Regions from separate parts of the Homo sapiens genome. Here region 2 is linked to region 1. The links are chromatin loops, found by intact Hi-C in ENCODE. Cell type or tissue: CD4-positive, alpha-beta T cell. All regions are shown on one strand. Each heading gives the region's core, and the rest is flanking DNA. Links, peaks and the distances in the headings are about the cores only. Region 1 overlaps TRPM3 (transient receptor potential cation channel subfamily M member 3). Region 2 overlaps KLF9-DT (KLF9 divergent transcript).

What was found. Peaks named below come from ENCODE experiments on the same cell type or tissue, not always from the same donor. Only the 100,000 strongest peaks of a DNase experiment are listed, where the experiment ranks them.
Region 2: it touches region 1 in a loop (2.1-fold over the local background); 11 of 110 quality-filtered maps call a loop at or near these places.

The regions. Positions count from the first base shown.
Region 1 is chr9:70,562,249-70,565,163 of GRCh38, forward strand. All of the region lies in intron 22 of TRPM3 (transient receptor potential cation channel subfamily M member 3), which reads right to left. Among named protein-coding and RNA genes, the nearest start is that of KLF9, 150 kb to the left of the region's middle. In CD4-positive, alpha-beta T cell, for the core only: no CTCF peak of the experiment used is centred there; DNase peaks (open chromatin) are centred at 1,263 and 1,643; H3K4me3 peaks cover 761 bases; H3K27ac peaks cover 1,876 bases.
Region 2 is chr9:70,496,093-70,499,007 of GRCh38, forward strand. The region is part of intron 3 of KLF9-DT (KLF9 divergent transcript); the gene reads left to right. Among named protein-coding and RNA genes, the nearest start is that of KLF9, 83 kb to the left of the region's middle. In CD4-positive, alpha-beta T cell, for the core only: no CTCF peak of the experiment used is centred there; no DNase peak of the experiment used is centred there.

The sequences.
Region 1 (2,915 bases), core at 169-2,668:
TCCTGATATTTTGTCACTCCACGATTCCAGGAAAAGGAGCAAAAGACTTGAATTTGCCCCAAACTGAATCATCTATCCCAGGAGCCAACTGTAGGCCACTTGTAGAACCTTAATCTTTTTATTCCTGGTAGAAAAGCAAACTAGCTCCCACTGCATTAAATGGAATTCAGCCCCTACCTGGGGAAAAAAAGGGACCAATGATATAGCCTCCAACTCTTCAGGGCCATCTTGGCTTCTGGTCTATCTGCTATGTGCACACAGTTTCAGCTTTGAGCTATTCAGAACCCACTATTAAGCTCAATGTCTCATTTTTTAATCCAGTAAATTAGCAGGATGTCGCAAATCTAGGTATGTTGTGTGTGTGTTGGGCAGGGGGGAGGTATGGGGGGAAGAGCGTCCTGGGGGAGAAGTGGGGAGAATTCAATTCCCTGTTACTTGGTTCCATGTTCTTCCTATCCTATATATCTAGCTTTACCTGGAAACAAAAATTATTTATTTGAAGAGGGCTTCAAAATTCTAACCTTAGTATTTCATTATTTTGCATCAGGAATTAATATCAGAAATATTTTATGCAAATCTTGCCTTGGAAGAATATATATCTAAACTAGCCTATTGTACACGCCAGTGGGTTTGCTGTCATGATTAGGAGATCGATTGCATTAACAGCCCCAATTTCTCTCCCCTCCCTGGATCCACACTGCTTTGTCATGTGATGTTAGAGTTTCTATCACTAAACAGGTGGGATCTCTTTCTTCACCTCTTGATTCTGAGTTTGGCCATGTGGTTTGCTTTGGTGAATGGAATGTTAGCAAATGTGACCCACACAGAACCTTGGAAAAGCCCTTAATGTTTCTGTTTCCACTTTTTGGCTTCCGCCATTACCATAAGAGACATGCATGAGCTAGCCTGTTGGAGAATGAAACACAGGGAACCTTTGCTTCTAGGTGCTTGTTTTCTGAGCTGAGGCTGTTCTGGAGGAGGTGATAGCCCGCTGACCTCCTGGCAGGTGATTGAGCCCAGCCCAGACCAGAAGAACCATGCAGCCAACTCTCAGTCTTCTGAGCTCAATACGTGCTTATGGCGTTAAGTTCTGAATTCTAGGGTGGTTTTTCCTGTATCATTTTTGTGTTGATAGATACCTGATAAACAAGCTAAATTTCCCTTGCCCTGCTCACAGCTGGAAGAGGTAGCCCTACGTCCTTCAGGCTGACAAAGTCCTTTCCTCATTTCTTCACTTCTCCTTTCACCCAATTCAGGCTACAGATGATTGGAGCAGATTCCACCATTGACCAAGAAGGAGTGAGTTCATTGAATGGCCAGTGACTAATCAGACTCTTTGTGTTTAGAAATAAAACAGAAGTGCAGAGACTTAAGTTAGATGATGGCATGTACTTAAAGAACATATAGAGCCTGACCTCACTGGGTCATGTAAAGCAAGCCATATGAGAGAGGGATGGTGGAGGAAGGGAGAAAGGAAATGGGAGAGAGAGCAAGAGAGAAAGAGAGAAATGATTGATTGATTATTGATTGAGGCAGGAGAGAAGTATAGAGAAAAGCAGATGAGTGTGGTCATGTCTTCTGATTCTGACTTTACAAAACCACTTCTGGTTTTGTTCCCAGTCAGCTCACGCATGTCGTGCTCTGCTTCCTGTCTTTGAATGCCTCTGTGGTTTTCTCTTAGGCACTTACAGTCAGTCTTTATTGAACCTACTCTGTGTAGTTTTGTTTTCTTACAATCAACATTTTTCTCTGGTTGAGAACATAGTCGCTAAGACTTCAGAAGGAATCAGTTTCCTTGCCTAGTAGTTTCATCAGAGAAGGGAGGGGCTGTGAGAAGGGAGAGGGAAGCTCTGGGAAGGGTTAGAAGAATGGAAATAATTGTGTTTAACTCAGTTTTACTCAGGGCTTGCCTCATCATCATCATTACACCTTCCTTTTGATATTTGCATATACGAAATAGGATTAGATAAGTTCTTTCCTTCTTCAAACCAAAACAACAGAAAAATTTCAGAGAAAACATAAAATAAGTTACTCTTTCAGATTTTTGTGTTGCTGTCCACCTACCTATAATTCATCACAACTCCCTGACACGCAACAATACACCTTTCTGAGCAATGAGGGCAGGAGGAGGCACCCCTTCCCCTGTAGGTGAAGGGAGCTGGAGTCCATTCTCATTGCCTTTACTGTGGAAGGTTTTCCCTGTGAGTCCACACTACCTCAGCCTACAGGCCACACACTAAGGAATATGCTTGTTGTTTCTGTTTAAAATGGAATTGTATTACTTTTCAGAAGCCCATGCATATTTAGGGTATTAGAGTATTCAAAGAGGGAAGAGCCAGGGCCCTCTTCAAGAGGGGCCTTCTTAGGAAAAGAACCAGCAACCTCATATCAGGGCTCTCTGTGCCTGGAAGGATCAGTCCAGTGAGCCAGACTGCATGTCTATGTGTAAATGCACATCAGGGGACATGAGGCTACACCACCTCCAAAGAAATAATCTATGGCTCTTGTCGACTCCCATTGCATTGTGCCTGAGGGGTTATATGATATCTACAGAAATGATCAATGTGGCTCCTAATATTCAGGAATGCGTATATAAGCAAATAAGTTCCTGCTGACATTATTTACAAATCCCCTGGTAAGAGACAATGCAAGAAACACATCTGTACTTACAGCTCACGGTTCAGGCTCGAATCTCTCTGATCTGCAGGCACTAATTCCTCTCTGTGCCCTCTGGATCCCAAGCTCTGTTTACTGTTAAAACTTGAGCTTTTCACGCTTCAAGTGATGCTCCTCAAACAACCAAGAATCCAGACAATAGGCAGTCCACATTCCGCTTAGAATCTAAGCAGCTGTTGGCTCTTGTGTTGGGACTATGTGTCCAAATGTATGCTGCATATGAACTGCTAGGAATATGA
Region 2 (2,915 bases), core at 228-2,727, 66 kb before region 1:
TTTGTTCCAGACCATTTTCATCATCTTAAAAGGAAACCCCTCCATGAAGCAGTCACCCCCCATCCTCCCACTTGCTCTAGCCCCTGGCAATCACTAATTTGCTTTCTATCTCTATGAATTTGCTTATTCTGAATATTTCATATAAATGGAATCATACAATATGTAGTCTTTTTTATCTTTAAGCCCAGCTATTTTTTCCAAGTTGTCCTCCTGACCCACAGGAAGCTGACACAATATTGTACCAAGTGGTGGCAACATAGGTTCTCCCAGGTCCCCTCTCTCTCCACCTGTTGTCACTCTTATTTCATTTTTCCTGGCTCAGAAGGAGATAAACACCTGCTGCCTAAGCAGGGAATGGATTTCCTGCCTCTCCTCTTTCAGGTTCCTCGATCTCCATGTGTGCGTCTCCTGGAGTCCTTGTCAACACCAGGGGAAAGAGGGTGTATATCCCTGGCTGCCCAAAGGAGGAAAAGCCACTATGTTTTCCCAGGCTCATCTCTTCTGACTCTCTGACCCCTGCCCAGCAGAAGTGCTCATATAGTTTGAGGTGGTGGCATTCTAATGGGACCCATCAATAAACCACAGGGGCATGTGGCATCTGGCCCCATATTTTTTGTCTTTTTGAAAGAGGGTATCACTCTGTTGCCCAGGTTAGAGTGCAGTGGTGTGATTATAGCTCACTGCAGCCTCCAACTCCTAAGCTTAAGCAATCCTCTCACCTCAGCCTCCCCAGTTGCTAGGATTACAGGCATGTGCCACCATGCCTAGATAATTTTATTTTATTTTTTTGTAGAGACAGGATCTTGCTGTGTTGCCCAGGCTGGTCTTGAACTCCTGGGCTCAAGCTGTCCTCTTGCTTCAGGCTTGCAGAGCACTGGGATTACAGGGATGGCCCAAAGTGCAGGGTCTGGCCCCACTTTTTTTTCACCCCTTGTGTTCTTCAGCAACTGCTGTTTTCAGCCATGGGCCAAGTACTAATTGTGCTAAAACAAGAAAGGTCTTTTTGTTGTTGTTGTTGTTTTTTTTTTTTTTTTTTTTTTTTGTGAGATGGAGTCTTGCTCCTATCACCCATGCTGGAGTGATGGCATGATCTCAGCTCACTGCAACCTCTGCCTCCTGGGTTCAAGCAATTCTCCTGCCTCAGCCTCCCAAGTAGCTGTGATTACAGGCATGCACCACCACACCCAGCTAATTTTGTATTTTTAGTAGAGACAGGGTTTCACCATGTTGATCAGGATGGTCTCAAACTACTGACCTCAGGTGATCCACCTACCTACGTCTCCCAAAGTGCTGGGATTACTGGTGTGAACCACCGTGCCTGGCCAAGAAAGGTCTTTTGATACTTTCTTACACATTCTGATAGTGTTCCTCCTCGGTTTAACAACTTTCCATGTCTCTCTATTATGAATGAGATAAATTCCAAACTCTGGTCTTAGCATTCAAGGCCCTCTTTACACTGGCTCCAATTGAGTTTTCTAGTTTTCTCTCTCTAGCTTTCCTTTCAGGCTGGCCAGCACACTCACTGGCCCCAACAAGGCCTTGAACAATTTCGGTTGGGGTTCTTTACTCATCCACACTGACCTGGGGTGCTCCTTCTGTCTTCCTACCTCTCCTCCCAGCCTCCCTGGGTTCCCAGCCTCCTCTGCCCTTGGAACTCCGCAGCCTGGTCTGCACCTGTTGGTGGCATCCAATGTTTATGTCTCATTTTGTGCTGGGGTGGGGTGAGTAGCTGAATGTCCCACTGATTGCAGCCAGCATGAAGGTTCACCGGCCCACCCCTCACCCCATGTGTCATCAGTAACGGAAGCTAGCAGAGCCAGGCAGAAGCAGGCTTGGCATACAGAATCCAAATATTTTCCTGATTGGTGATGAGGTATTAGGAATATGTGAAGAAGTGACTGTGGATAACTCAGCCATCTTCCAGGGACAGCTGCCCAGCTCATACTAGGATGGGGATTGGGAAGAGATGATCATAAATTGTCTGCTAGAGGTTCTTTGAGGTTGACCCAGAGGTACATTCTGTTATTGCCAAGTTTGGATGGAGGGGTAAGAAAAAGGCAGAGCAGAGAGGGAGCAAGAAAGGCAAACTGGGGAGGGAAGATGAGACAGAAATAAAGAGAAAAAGGCAGGTCAATGTGGGGAGGAGGAAACTGGAGGGGGATGGATTTGGGGATCCTAAATCTCGCTTTTCTCAAAGGAGAAAACCCTGTAGAGTGGCTTCTACTATTTCTATGCTTGCTTTCTACTCCAGGCAGGATATACAGCCCCCATGCTGCCCAATGCCCCAAGTTGCCTGCGTTGATTGATCAAAAAGCAGCTCTAGGCCGAGGTGATCTTCCTTGGTAATCTCATCTCTGTGCTGTGCATGCTTTTCTTTCTGTGTTTTTGATTTAGTTTGTTTCAGTGGGAAGGGCTGATTTACACCTTGAAGGAATTATTCTGAGTCTTAGAGAAATAACCAAAAGGAAAGAGCTAAAGAGCGGCTGCCACATCCCAAGTGCCTGACCTTTGTCAGGGTGGCCTAGAGTCACATTTTGTAGCAGAAGTTCCCTTTGGGCATGCAGCCACCTGGAAGTGGGCATGTCTCCTTTTAGGGTCCCCAACTAGGCCTCTCTAAATCAGGCCAGGCTAGCAGCATTCTGTTTTGAGGCATTTTGACTTTTACAAATCTGTAGCTCCCTTAAAAGCAAAGGCAGATGCTGCAGAAAGTCCTGACCCTTGGGCTTCTCTAAGGCCTGTGGTTTGACTTGCATTAAGGTGAGGGTGGCCTGCTGGCCCCGTCTCTGCACTCATTCCCATTCATGAGCACTCCTCACCTGGCCTACTGTAGCAAATTTCCAAGAAGTGTTCTTGCCTTTATACTCTCCCGTCTACTTCATTCTATGTGCAGCTGCTGGGTTAGTTCTGTTAAAGAT